Linked DNA regions of Mus musculus: region 1 is linked to region 2. Evidence: chromatin contacts called from ENCODE POLR2A ChIA-PET data. All regions are on one chromosome and are shown on one strand. The core of a region is the stretch at or near the end of the contact, and the rest is flanking DNA. Distances in the headings are between cores, read along the strand shown.

What was found. ChIA-PET counts read pairs that join two places held with the same protein, here RNA polymerase II (POLR2A).
Region 1: POLR2A ChIA-PET joins it to region 2 with 14 read pairs in Patski. The contact joins the promoter of Ulk2 here to the promoter of Prpsap2 in region 2. POLR2A ChIA-PET finds 5 or more read pairs at or near these places in 3 of 5 experiments (Patski and embryonic stem cell).

The regions. Positions count from the first base shown.
Region 1 is chr11:61,851,336-61,858,173 of GRCm38, reverse strand. It overlaps Ulk2 (unc-51 like kinase 2), which reads left to right and starts at 3,082. Exons shown (of 27, transcript NM_013881.4): 1 at 3,082-3,687; 2 at 4,816-4,908. The coding sequence starts at 3,598.
Region 2 is chr11:61,760,591-61,767,536 of GRCm38, reverse strand. Prpsap2 (phosphoribosyl pyrophosphate synthetase-associated protein 2) reads left to right here and starts at 5,449. Exons shown (of 12, transcript NM_144806.2): 1 at 5,449-5,583.

The DNA of each region.
Region 1 (6,838 bases), core at 1,833-4,332, 93 kb before region 2:
ACGTTGGAATTGTTCAGCCCAGAATTGAACATATACATGACACCCCTCCACCAAAGGCTGGGGGATCACTGCAGAAGAGGACATGGAGTCAGGGATGGTGGATGATTACAGGGAAGCAGTATCTTTTGGACACAACAGCGCAGCTACACATACGAACCTGTGACAGCACACACAAGATTGATGCAAGCCCAAATCCCAACGTGGAGAGGGGAGCTGGACATACATGAAACCTACTTCTAGAAAGGGGTATGTGCATATTCATCATCATCTACCGCAAAGCCCCCCATTTTGAGAGTATGAAGAAGGTGCCATAGCCGGGATAAAGTTTGTTCCTTCTGAAACTTGTGGTAAATGTAATCTCCTTAAGAAGAGCTGGGACCAGGGACTCAAGAAGTGACTATGAGTCTGGGTAGTGATAAATATTTAATAAATCCTGTTCTGGGGTTCGTTTCCACCTAAGACCATGTGTTCCTGGATGAAAGACACACACACAGTCTTATTTTTTAAATATGTCTTAGGCAGCACAATAGCTGGACAACTGCCTACCCTCCATGTTGTTAGAATCTACCTTCCCATTGATAATCCCAAGCCATCACTCACAATTTACTGTTCCATCTGGGCTGCTCTCAGCTCCAGCCAAGCAGCCCTCTGGCCCCTAGTCTATGGCAGCTCTTCTCCCTCCTGCTAGTTCTTCCTTTTCCATAGCGGCTCCCTTCTCTTCCTCCTGGTCCCAAGCCCAGGGAACCTAAACCCTCACCTATGTCTCTTCTTCCCAGTTATTGGCTGCTGGCATCTTTGTTTACCAATCAGAATTAACTTGGGACAGAGTCCCTCAGTGTCGTATGTGCAGACAAACAGTTTGGGGGGACCCAAATTATCATTAGAAACCACTACAGGTCTGTCCTCAGGTACAGACAAATCCATTCATGAAGTTACTAGGTAAATATGTTGCCTTCTGGGTAGGTCTGCTATAAAAGAAGCGAGGGAGGGCCTGTGAGATGGCTCACTAGATAGGATAAAGGTGCTTGCCATGTCACCAAGGCTACCTAAGTTCCAAAGGAAGGTCCCACATGATGGAGGGAAAAACCTGACTCCTGCAAGTTACCCTCTGACCTCCACATAAGGGAGCAAAAGTACACACACATTAAATACTTGTCTTTTAAAAGGTGGGTAGGTGTTGGAGCTAAAGCTCAGTGGTAGAGCACTTGCTTAGCGTGTGTGAGGCCCTGGGTCTGATCCTCTACATCTAGGAGAGAAAAAAAATATTCCAGCTGGCCTAGGCCCCCTCACTACTTCCTGGATCTCATCTTAGGATGCTTTGTGCCACTTCTGTGGACTAGAACTAAAAAAAGAAAAAAAGGGGGGGGGCTGGAAAGATGGCTCAGCAGTTAAGAGCACTCACTGACTGTTCTTCCAGAGGTCCTGAGTTCAAATCCCAGCAAACACATGGTGGTTTACAACCATCCATAATGAGATCTGACACCCTCTTCTGGTGGGTCTGAAGACAGTTACAGTGTACTTAGATATAATAATAAATACATCTTTTAAAAACTTTTTGTTTTCTAGTGTTTGGTGTTTGTTTGTTTGTTTGTTTGTTTGGTATTTCAAGACAAGATTTTTCTGTGCTTAAGAAAACAATTTTTACTTTACTGCTATGGTTTGGATGGTTTGAATGTGTTCCTCAAAGTTTCCTGTGGTGGATGCTTGGTCCTCCGTGTGGCAAGAAGTAAGTTGAATTGAGAGACTGTGATACGGGTTCTTTCAAAAGTGAGTTGTTATACAGTCGTAACACTGGTCCCTTCTCAGTCTCTGGTTTCTTTGCCCTGTGATCTCTTTCTGTCCCATAGTCCCTTGTGAAGCCTTTTTTCATGAGCTCCTTGTCAGAGCTGGTGCTTTGCTGTTTGGGGTGTCAGCCTCCAAAACTGTGAGCTGCATAAATCTCATTTCTTTATAAGGTGCCAAGCCTGGGGCATTTTGTTCTAGCAATGGAAAATGGACTTACTGAGTCTGTGGTATTCTTTTTTTAGGAAAAGAAAATGGACTAGAGACATTGCTTTCAGATTCCTGACCTGTCTCAAAGCTGAAGGTTTTTAGGGCTTCTACCTGTTTGTCAAGATGAGTTCCAGAGGGCTGGCTGGAGATACGGCTCAGTGGTTAAGAGCACTGGCTAGTCTTCCAGAGGACTCAGGTTTGATTCCTAGTACCTACATTGTGGCTCATAGCTATCTGTAATTGCAGTTTCAGATCGACACCCTGGTCTGGCCTCTGCAGGCACTAGGTGCACTCGTGGTGCACATATATGCAGGCAAAACACCCATACACATAAAAGTAAAATCAGAGGGGGGAGGGGAGGAGGAGGAAGAAGAGAGGAGAGAGAGACAGAGACAGAGAGGGAGAGGTGAGAGAAGTGAGAGAGGTGAGAGGAGTTGTTTCAGGGGCAGGCGATGAAATTGACAGCAACATCCCCAAACCTGAACACACACTTAGGTATGGGGTCACACATATTGTTTACCATGGCTTTGTAATGCTTTCTTGAGCAAAAGTTGACTATCATTTTTCACCTAAACAATCCGAGGAAAAAAAAAAGCCCGAGGCAAACTGGTAGTTGACTGGTGTGATGAAGCGCCTCCTTAGAAAGGAGGTTCTGAGCCTCCCTCAGAAGTCTAGAGACCCCCAGAAGGCGCAGGTTCCAGTCAGACCCTATCCCTTAGGTGGGTTGTCTAGCAGTTTGCGGTCTGGATTTGAAAGGCAGCTCCCGGAGTTTTTGTCTCCAGTGTCTGCACCGCCTCAGCGACTCCCGGGGCCGGAGTTCAAGATCCGCCTCTTAGAGGGTGGCTTCAGGTCAGGGCGTGGCGGGCTCTAGCTAGCCGCGGGCGCCGAGCCGAGCGGAGCCGAGCCCGCCGCCCGTTCCTAAGCAGCCGCGGCCTCCTCCCCACACCCCTGCTCGCCAACTCGCTCCAGTGACTGCAGACTCGCCCCGGTGCCTGGCGCCGCGTCCCGGGGTGCGCACTCCTTTTCTCGGCGGAGGGAGCAGGACTGGGGCGCATCGTCCTACAAGACGCGCTGACGTCGCACAGGGCCGGTAGTCGGCGCGGAGCGGCCGGCGCGCGCGCGTGCGTTGGGCGCTCCCGCGAAGCAGGCAGAAGCCGCCACCGCGGCTGTGCGGGTTCCAGGGCGGCGGCCGCTACACAGCAGCGCCGCGGGCGCAACAAGCGGAGGCAGCCGCACCTGCGGGGATGGCGCGGCCCCGGCCCTGCACCGCTGTCAGGCGCGCGGGTAGCTCCGGGTACGCCCAGTGACGGCGGCGGTGCCCTCGGCCGGGCAGTGCCCAGGCCGCTTGGCTAGAGCCCCGCGGCCGACGGCGGCCCGGGCCATGAGAAGCGACCGGGCCCAGGCCTCGCTGACCCCGGCTCCGCGCGGCGGCCCGTCCCGTTTCCGCTCCGGCCTCTCGGCATGAGTGTCCATCCGGGCCCGGGGCCGTGGCTGCCCCTGTCCCGCCGCCCGCGGGCGTGCTTGGGGCCCTCGGGCCCGCGGTGCTGATCCCGGTTCTCCGCCACGCCTGCCCACCCTAGCGCTCTATGTCCCGGGGGCGCGGCCATGGAGGTGGTGGGCGACTTCGAGTACTGCAAGCGGGACCTCGTGGGACACGGGGCCTTCGCTGTGGTCTTCCGGGGGCGGCACCGCCAGGTGAGCGCCGCCGGCCCGTTGTCTGGTGCGAAACTGGGGAGCCAGCGCCCCGGTCCTGGCCGCTGGGCAGGGCTCCCCGGGCCTGCCTGCCTTTGTGCTTGCTGTCACTGTCGCAGGGTTTGTTTTGGAGGCCAGAGCCGCTAGGCTGAGCTCCACCTACCGACGGGCGCAGAGCCACTGATGTTCTTCCCTGACAGTGTGCTGGGTAACCGAGGTGCGCCCGGGGACTTGCTGCTCAGAGAAGCCACTGGTCCCGAAGCGACTAGGACTCCAGTGTTTGCACAGTGTAATGTGCTTGTCCATACTATGGGTCGGTGGACCTTTGTCCCTTCTCCCTGCCCCGGGCTTTCCGGAGCTTGTCACCTTTACCGTGGATAATTGCACACCCAGCGGAAAACGGGCGCGTTTCCCGTTAGTCTGAAGCTTTCTCAGACTATCACGTTCCTCTGTGTCTGGGGGAGCTTTGTAGTATCCCTCCCCTTTTTGAGTTAGAGGAAATAAGTGACAAAGGTAGTTGGACCCTAACCTAATAATACAACGTAGATGCAAGTTCAAACCTCAGTTGTTTGGGTTTTTTTTTTTGTTGTTTCTTTGTTTTTTCCAAGCCACTGTTTCGCAAATAGGTCACACGAGGTTATAGAATCTAAAGAATTTGAGAAGGCACATTGAGACTGGAAGTAATTAAAAAAAAAAAAAAAAGCTTTGGTTATTCTGTTTGTTTCAAGAGTGCCTATTAAAAAGGTACTGTCGTCTATGTCTTATTCATTATGAAATAACTTAAAAGTCAAGGAAAAAAAATAAGAGCAGTGTAATCCAGCCAGGATAACTTCATTAAACTCTATCACTTCCCAAGTTTATTTATCCATAACTCCTATGTGACTGTAAACTTTTTTCAACTGATCCTATATGGTCTTTGTATTTACAACTTTTAATGACTAGTGCTGTAGGACATTGCTATGTATTGTGTTGTTTATGAAATCAGTTTTTTAGTTTGAGATTTGAGGTCTTTGCCATGTTTCCCCACTACCACATATACATTGAGTGGCTAAAAATAAATTTACAGCTTTTATTATTGAGTTGTTTCTATGTTATAATTTTCAGGCATAACACTGTTTTTTTCCTTTTTAGAAAACTGATTGGGAGGTGGCTATTAAAAGTATTAATAAAAAGAACTTGTCAAAATCACAAATTCTGCTTGGAAAGGAAATAAAAATCTTAAAGGTATGCTATTTTAGAATACCTATCACAGTCTGAGTTAAAAGTTACCCTGAGTTAAAAGAGCATGTTATAACATCCTTTGAAGTTTGGTAGTTGGATTAAAGTTTGATAATTTTTAGTTGCTGTTCATTTTGCATGTGTTTTGTTTTTGTTGCTGTTTTGAGTTACAGAGTATTCTGAAGCTATTTTCAAAGATTTGTTTGTTTACTTTGAGATAGGGTCTTGTCTTGCTATGTGACCTTGGTTGACTTGAAACTCACTGTGTAGTTCAGGCTGGCCCCAAATTCAGAGATTTGCCAGCCTCTGCCTCTGGAGTGCTAGAAAAGCACAGATAGCCTTGGCTGTCCTGGAACTCACTCAAAGATCTGCCTACCTTTGTCTCCGGAGTCCTGGAATCAAAGGTGTGTACCACCACCACTGCCAAGCTGGAAAAATTTATTTTTATGCATGTGTGGAAATATGCACACGAGTACAGTGCCCAATGAAGGCATTTGCAACCCCTGGAGATGGGTATAGGTGCTCGAAACCTAACTTAAGTTCTCTGCAGGAGCATCAAGTGCTCTTAGCCATTGAACTATCTCTGCAGCCCCCTTTGAGGCTGTTTTTGAGACTAGATGTTTGTGATTTGGCCAAACAGAGGGATTCTCTGAAGATTTTTAACTTCTTATGATTTCTTATAATTACAGTGCTGCTGTTTGAATGCCAGGCAGATACAGTTGGTATATTGCTCTTTTCTGCTGACATATTTATCATATTCCTATACCCTTACGTTTTGGGGAAGGAGTAAGAGAACTTGGTATCCTTTTTCCCCCCTTATAAATAGAAGAAAGTTTTATTTATTTATTTTGGTTTTTTTTTTTTTTTTTTGAGGCAGGGTTTCTCTGTGTAACCACCCTGGCTCTCCTGGAACTTGATAGATCAGGCTGGCCTCAAATTCACAGAGGTCTGCCTGCCTCTGCCTCTGCTGTCAGAATGCTGAAATTAAAGGAATGTGCCACCACTGCCCAGCCAGAAGTTACTTTTTAATAGTTATTTATTTTGGATTTATTTATTTTATTGCTTTATGTGTATAAGTGTTTCTACTTGCATGTATGTATTTATATACCTGGTGCCCAGGGAGACCAGAAGACATTTATTTGTTAGGTCCCCTTGGACTGGAGTTACAGACAGTTGTGAGCTGCTGCCATATTGGTTCTGACAATAGAACCCAAGTCCTCTGTGAGAGAAACAAATACCCTTAACTGCTGAGCCAAATCTCTAGCTCCAGAAGAAAGTTCATTTTTAGATCAGTTCACAGCCTGTAGCATTATCAAAGTGAGATGCTTTCAAGAGGAAAATGAAAGAGCCTGTGGTCAAAGAAATTTGGTAAACTTTGTTTACTGAATATTTGTACAGTTACAAACATCTGGCTCACTAAAGAAAGTGAAATTTTCTACTGGTTTGGTGTACTTAACCCAGTGTTTCCCATACTGATTTGATCACAAAATATCATCCAACAGCTGCTTTCCTCAAAAGCATTCTGTGGAGGATTTTTGGTAAGATTTGGTAAGATTTTGGTAAGAATTAGAGTTCTTGGGATGGGAAGAACAGGGCACCAGTTGCAAGAGTTTTTTGAGCTATGAATTATGTTTCAGGCAGAAAATGGTTTCTAAAGGCAAACACTGAAGACTAGTAGATAGTCTGCAATCATATTAATTATGGCACTTGTTTGGCAAACAAGAATACTCATTAGAACTAGCTGCTTTTTCAGAGGTCCCTAGTTCAGTTGCCAGAACCCACATGGCAGCTCAGAGCTGGCTGTGCATAGCTTTGGTTCCAGGAGCACTGACGCTCTCTTCTGGCCACTGCACCCACATGGTGCACAGATAGTCAAGCAGATAAGAACATCTCATCACTACCACCACCACACACCACACACACACAAGTAAACAGA
Region 2 (6,946 bases), core at 4,200-6,699:
CTCAAGTCAAAAGCCAAGAGTATCACAAGGCAGCATCTGAGACCAACAAGAGCACAGATTTCCCCTCTCTGCCATCACCTACTTACCTGGTGATCCCACAATGCATTTGGTAAGTACTTTGATTGATGACTCCCTTTTGTTCTGCAACTATAAAAAGGTCATGAGGCCATTTCTACATCCACATTATTCAGGGCAACATGAATCTACGTTCCAGTGCCATGGACACCCATGTTTGGACGAAAATTAATTATCCCATTTCCTTTGAGTTTTATATCAGCAACATACTTGTGCTAGGCATTTCTGGGTACTGTGAAATAGTGCTTAGCAAGAGAGACAAAGAATCTGTTCTCTGGGGGCTGAGAGAGATTTGGGTAGAATTATTTATCCCATGATTGTCCAAATACAGACCAACAAGCCCCCTAACCAAAAATGCTCCAAAATACAAAAACTCGTTGAATACAGAGAGGATACCACAAGTGTAAATTTTTATACCATGAAACTTTGTTCCATACACAAAATTATATCTATAATACAGTACAAAAGTAAATTGTGTGTTTAGACTTGAACCTCACTGTGTATATGCAGGTTCTCCAAAGTCCAGAGGACAAGATATTAGAAATCCAAGTCATTTCGCAAACATTTTCCCCAAGGGATAAGGATACAGACCATTAGCAACTGGGTTGGGTTCAAACTAGAGATTGTTTTATTTGTGAAGGGAGCGGTTTAGAGAAGACAGTCTTCCCTTAACTCCTCTTAAACACACCTCAATAAACTGGGCAGTGGTGGCACACGCCTTTATTCCCAGCACTTGGGAGGCAGAGGCAGGCAAATTTCTGAGTTTGAGGCCAGCCTGGTCTACAGAGTGAGTTCCAGGATAGCCAGGGCTATACAGAGAAAACCTGCCTCAAAAACAAACAAACAAACAAACAACAACAACAAAACACGCCTCAATAAAGTATTAGAAGAGTTGGTGGGGGAGGGGACTGCAGAAGGAAGTGAATGGCTTCAGGGCAGGAATGGAACTCCAAGCTGTGTCTGCAAGGTTGAAAATCCAGGGACATTGGCTTCAGGGCATTACAGGGCAAGCTGACCTCAGAATTCTGCATAAGCTCAGCTGGGCATGGTCTATAGCCGTTCCCCCTTCTCTCTGCAGCTACCTCAGAAGCAGATCCTCAGATGGTTTCCCTTAAGGTGAAGAAAGAGAGATGGTGGCTCCAGAATGGGAGCTAAAAGGGAGAATGCTCATTACTGCAGGGTTGGAGCTGAGCTCCTGACAATGACTTGGCTGCCCTTGCTTAGGAACCTGCGAGCTGAAAAGGATAACTTTCTCTGATTGGCCAGTTCCATATACACACCAAGTGCTGCGTAGAGTCAAACCTCCATACCATGAGGGTGTGTCCCAAGTCAGAAAGTCCAACAAATCCAGCACTAGAAAAGATCACAGGGGTCTGGAGAGATGGCTTAGCGGTTAAGAGCACTGACTGCTCTTCTAAAGGTCCTGAGTTCAAATCCTAGCAACCACGTGGTGGCTCACAACTATCCTAACAAGATCTGACACCCTCTTCTGGAGATGTGTAAAGACATCTAAATCTTTTGTTTTTGTTTTTGTTTTTCCGAGACAGAGTTTCTCTGTGTAGCCCTGGCTCTCCTGGAACTCACTTTGTAGACCAGGCTGGCCTTGAACTCAGAAGTCCACCTGCCTCTGCTTCCCAAGTGCTGGGATTAAAGGCATGCACCACCACCGCCCGGCGACGGCTAAATATTTTTTTAAAAAAAGAAAAAAGAAAAGATCACAGGTTAAAGGTCATCTTTGGCCATCTTTATCTTAGATAAAGAGTCCCTCCCTCCCTTTTTGTTTTCTTTTTTTAATGATTTACTTATTTATTATATGTAATACACTGTAGCTGTCTTCAGACACCCCAGAAAAGGGCATGTGATCTCATTACAGATGGTTGTGAGCCACCATGTGGTTGCTGAGATTTGAACTCAGGACCTTCCGAAGAACAGTCAGTGCTCTTAACCACTGAGCAATCTTTCCAGTCCCCTCCCCACTTTTGTTTTTTAGAGGCAGGGTTTCTCTGTGTAGTTCTGTCCCAGAACTCTCTCTGTAGATCAGGCTGGCCTCAACCTCACAGAGACCCACCTTTCTCTGCCTCCCAAGATCTGGGATGAAAGACCTGTACCACCACTTCTGATGAGCCAGTTTCAGTCAATCATCAACCAATCAATCAAAAGTCCTAAACAGGTTGTATTTATAGTTTTTGGGGGTTGTTTTTTTTTTGTTTGTTTGTTTTTGTTTTTGTTTTTGTTTTGGAGACAGGGTTTCTCTGTATCTCCCTGGCTGTCCTGGAACTCACTCTGTAGACCAGGCTGGCCTTGAACTCAGAAATCAGCCTGCCTCTGCCTCCCAAGTGCTGGGATTGAAGGCATGTGCCACCACGCCCGGCTAGCCTGAGTCCTTGGAAGTGTAGCATACCACCAGAAGTTTTTTGTGTGTTTCTCTCTATAACATCCTGACAATGCAGCTCAACTACGCAATGTAAGGCAGATCCATACACGCACGTTGTTAGCAAAGAATCCTCCATCACGTGTCCTTTCACATGCTTGCTTTAGTGGAACACCCTCTCCTGTGTCTGCGTCAGCACAACATTTCCTTCATGAGTCTGCCTCAGCCTTTCACATCCGTGTCCACTTTAATGAGACGTTTCTTCACGTTTGCCCCAGCAAACACCATCCAACCGACTTTCCGAAGAACCCTTACATTTCCACTCCACACATGTAAGGACAATTGAGACAAAAGAGGGGATGAAGTGGGAAAAGAGCATGGCAGAGTGTATAGGGTCTGGAGGGAGGAGAGGGAAGAGGAGGATGTAAACTACATTAGGATCTTAATAGTTAAAATTATTTAAAATTAATGTCTAATTAAGGAATACATTTGAGTACAACTTTTAAAAAGTGTTGTGGAAGAGACATGTCTCAGGAAAACTGTGAGGCAAAGCAAGAATATCAAACTCACTTGTGAAGTTATCACCTTTACCTAATTTAGAATTCAGAGTTTCAAATGCTTATGTTCTTTGCCTATAAAATAACGTTAGTCAGTAGAGACCTGATGGCTACTCTATTCCTCTGCTTTGTGTACATGTACACACACACACACACACACACACACACAAGCTTTCGTCTTAAGAAGAATAAGAGGTAGTTTATTTTGGAGCCATTTTGAGTGACCTTGGCTCAGGAACACAGATTTGGGTTTCTCTAAATTCTGTGTTCTAATGTAGAAGTGAGTTCATGAATTTTTTAAAAATAGTTTTACAGAACAAAGAAAGTTATCAAATGAAGTTTAAAGTGCTCTGTTGGGCCGGGCAGTGGTGGCACACTCCTTTAATCCCAGCACTCGGGAGGCGTGGCAGAGGCAGGCGGATTTCTGAGTTCAAGGCCAGCCTGGTCTACAAAGTGAGTTTCAGGACAGCCAGGGCTATACAGAGAAACCCTGTCTCAAAAACCAAAAATAAATAAATAAATAAAGCATTGTTGGGTGAGTCAGAGAGATGGGTACACTAGAAAGGTAGGAACACTAAGAGAAGTGGATGTATCAGAGAGGCGGGCCCAGCGAGATGGGGGAGGCTTCTCGTAGCTAACCACTCTTCCCACCAATCCAAAAGCTAAGATTGCCATCAAGTAAGTTAATAGATTCAAAAGGCTTATTTCTATTAGTCACAAGATGTTGGCTCCGACACAGAGGTGGACAAGAAATGGCTGTTCAAGCCAGGCGGTGGTGGCGCACGCCTTTAATCCCAGCACTTAGGAGGCAGAGGCAGGCGAATTTCTGAGTTCGAGGCCAGCCTGGTCTACAGAGTGAGTTTCAGGACAGTCAGGGCTATACAGAGAAACCCTGTCTTGAAAAACCAAAAAAAAAAAAAAAAAAAAAAGAAATGGCTGTTCCAGAGGGCCAAAATTAATCCAAGAAAAGGTAAACTAGCCTCTGAACCTGCAACATCCCAATCTCCCCCACAGTACTGAAATTGTCATCAGTCAGCCAGACACAGCTTCTTTTCAGTTTTCGTGCATACTTCCCATGAATTCTAGCTACCCACAAGCCCTCCTATGAATTCTAACCATCCTCAGCCTTCTGATAATTAATTCTAGCCACCTGTGCATCCTCCCATAAATGTCTGCTTGTCTCACTTGTGAACTGGAAGTGCAGTGGATGAGAGCCTTTAAGTATACACATGGAGCAAGGCACTGCAGGTGGTGCCTATCTATTGCTTTGTCACTGGCATCTGAGTACCCACAGCAATTAAATAGAGATAAGTCTTACCCCATTTCTGAAAGTTACTGTTAATATATATTAATATAAAATATAGATAATAATAAATAATGCCTTGATACCTGGCATGCACTATATGTTTGTTATGTTATAAATAGGGATCACTGGGGGCTGGTGAGATGGCTCAGTGGGTAAGAGCACCCGACTGCTCTTCCAAAGGTCCAGAGTTCAAATCCCAGCAACCACATGGTGGCTCATAACCATCTGTAATGAGATCTGACTCCCTCTTCTGGAGTGTCTGAAGACAGCTACAGTGTATTTACTGTATAATAAATAAATAAATATTTAAAAAAAAAAGAAAGAGAGGAAGGGCCAAGTAGCCCCTTAAAAAATAGGGATCACCATATTTCAAGGTATAAAGAATTCAGCAATGATATATCAACAGCAACCAATTTGCTAGGAATGATGGCCACCCTTTTAATCCTAACACTCAGGAGGCAGAGACAGATGGATCTCTGTGAGTTCCAGGTCACCCAGAGCTACAATTTTTTAAAAAACTAACTTTTAGAATGTTTAATTATTTGTATATGTTTATGTTTATATGAGTGCAGGTGGCTGAGGAGGCCAGAGACATCAGGGAGACTTGGAGCTAGAATTACAGGCAGTTGTGAACTGCCTGACATTGGTTCTGGGAACCAAACTCAGCTTCTCTGGAAAAGCAGTATATACTCTTAACCACTGAAAAGAAGGAAGGGACAACAAAGCGAATAATTATGAATGATAACTGCTCATCGACTGTATGCTAAGAACCATGCCAAGAGGTTCGCAGATTTCTCACTCACTCCTCCCAACCCCAGGAGATGGGGGTACTGCTGTCATCTCTTTTTCAGAAGAACTCAGGTCAAAGAGGTGACTTGCTCAGTCTTGCAGGACAGTAAAGACTTGAACCCAGTCAGAACCTATGAATTTTAACCACACTTCCAACCACGCCCACTCTAATTCTCCCCCACTTTCCTCGAGTCTGACCACGCCCACACAACATCCTCCCGCCCACTCTGGCGGCCACGCCCACAGCATCAAATGCATTGCCTTCTACCCCACTTTCTGCCCCGCCCCTCTTCCTCCAGACCACGCCCCTCGACGGCCTCGCCCACTCTAGTCAGTTGCCCTCAGGCCCCGCCCCTGGCCTCGCAGTCTCGAAAGACTTTCTCGCGCTTAGAGTCGCCATTTTGCTGTAAGACGCCGTGCGGAGCTCTGTGCTCTCTTCCTTCGGCAGCCGAGGCTGCGGCGGGCCGGGCTGGGGTCGGGACCAGGTAGGCGGGCGGGAGCCTCGGCGGGCGGACGGCGGGCCCCGCGAGCTCGCGCGGTGCCGGGCGGGAGCCATGGCCCTTGTTGCTCCGGGGCGAGCCCGGGGCCCCGTGTTCGGCTCCACCAGCCTTAGTGGATGATTGGGCTCCAATCAGACGTAGGAGGAGCGGCATAAGATACTCTGCAGAAAAATCTCTTCCTCAATCTGTTACATTATTGATAAGGATTTATTTTTCTTATATCGATATTGGCAGAGTTTGGGTGTTTAGCTTTTGTGAGGGATACGAAAATACTGAACCGAGCTTTGAGGCCTGAGGAAGTGTGAGTTCTAATGTTTTATGTTTTTTTTTTTTCTTTTTTTTTTTTTTTCTTGCGGTTCTGGAGTCGAATGCAAGGTGAAGCAATGCAAGCGGCCTGCCATTGACCCATCTCATGCCCTAGTGCTTAACAATTTAAATGCACAAATAAAAATAAAATAGGTGCGTGCCCCTAAGCCCCACTATAGGAAACCTTTCTTGTCTTTTAACTGCTGTAGTTTGTATCATTATTATCCAATTTTTGCAGAGATATGCACATTATATTCATTAGCTACTCTGTGGTTTAACATAGAACCAGTGTTTCTGTTCTTAAATAATCTTGCAGTTTGTGGGGCTTGATGGCACACCCCTTAATCTCAGAGACTGGTGAAAGGATCTTGAGGGCTCATGGTCCACAGAGCGAGTTCCTGGCAAACAGGGCTACAAAGTTGTTGGGGGTTTTTTGTTTGTTTGTTTGTTTGTTTGTTTTGTTTTGTTTTTAAATTGTACTTTCTATCATTGACAATATAGCTCTATACTTGGGATAAGCTCCAAGAATTGACAACACCAAAACATAGTTCTGTGCTCTTTCTTTGGCATTTAGTATGTATCTTTTTTTCTGATAAGGTATGTTTGCAATAGACATTTCAAAATCTGGGTATTTGATTCTATTGCCTGTAGTTCATCAGGTTGCCAAGTCATGCTCTGTATGACTGAGAGTCGCAACCTATTGTTGTATGCAGGGAACTGTATTGCATATCAGACTGCTACCCCACTCTGTCCTTCAGGGGCCACTGTTATGAGGAAGAGGTTACCTCGTATGACTTCGTTAAAGTCTGGGAAGTAATGTCAAACCTGTTTTCCTATTAAAACTGCTTCCCCAGGTGTGGGGGCTGGAGAACTGGCTGGTTAAGAATACTAGTTGTTCAAGACTGAGTCAGTTCCAGCACCCACCCACGTGACAGCCTACAACCACCTCTAATGCTAGACCCACCCAATCTGACACCCTCTGCTGGTCTCCAAGAGTACCAGGCACACGCGGTGTGCAGAGAAAACACCCATACACATTAAA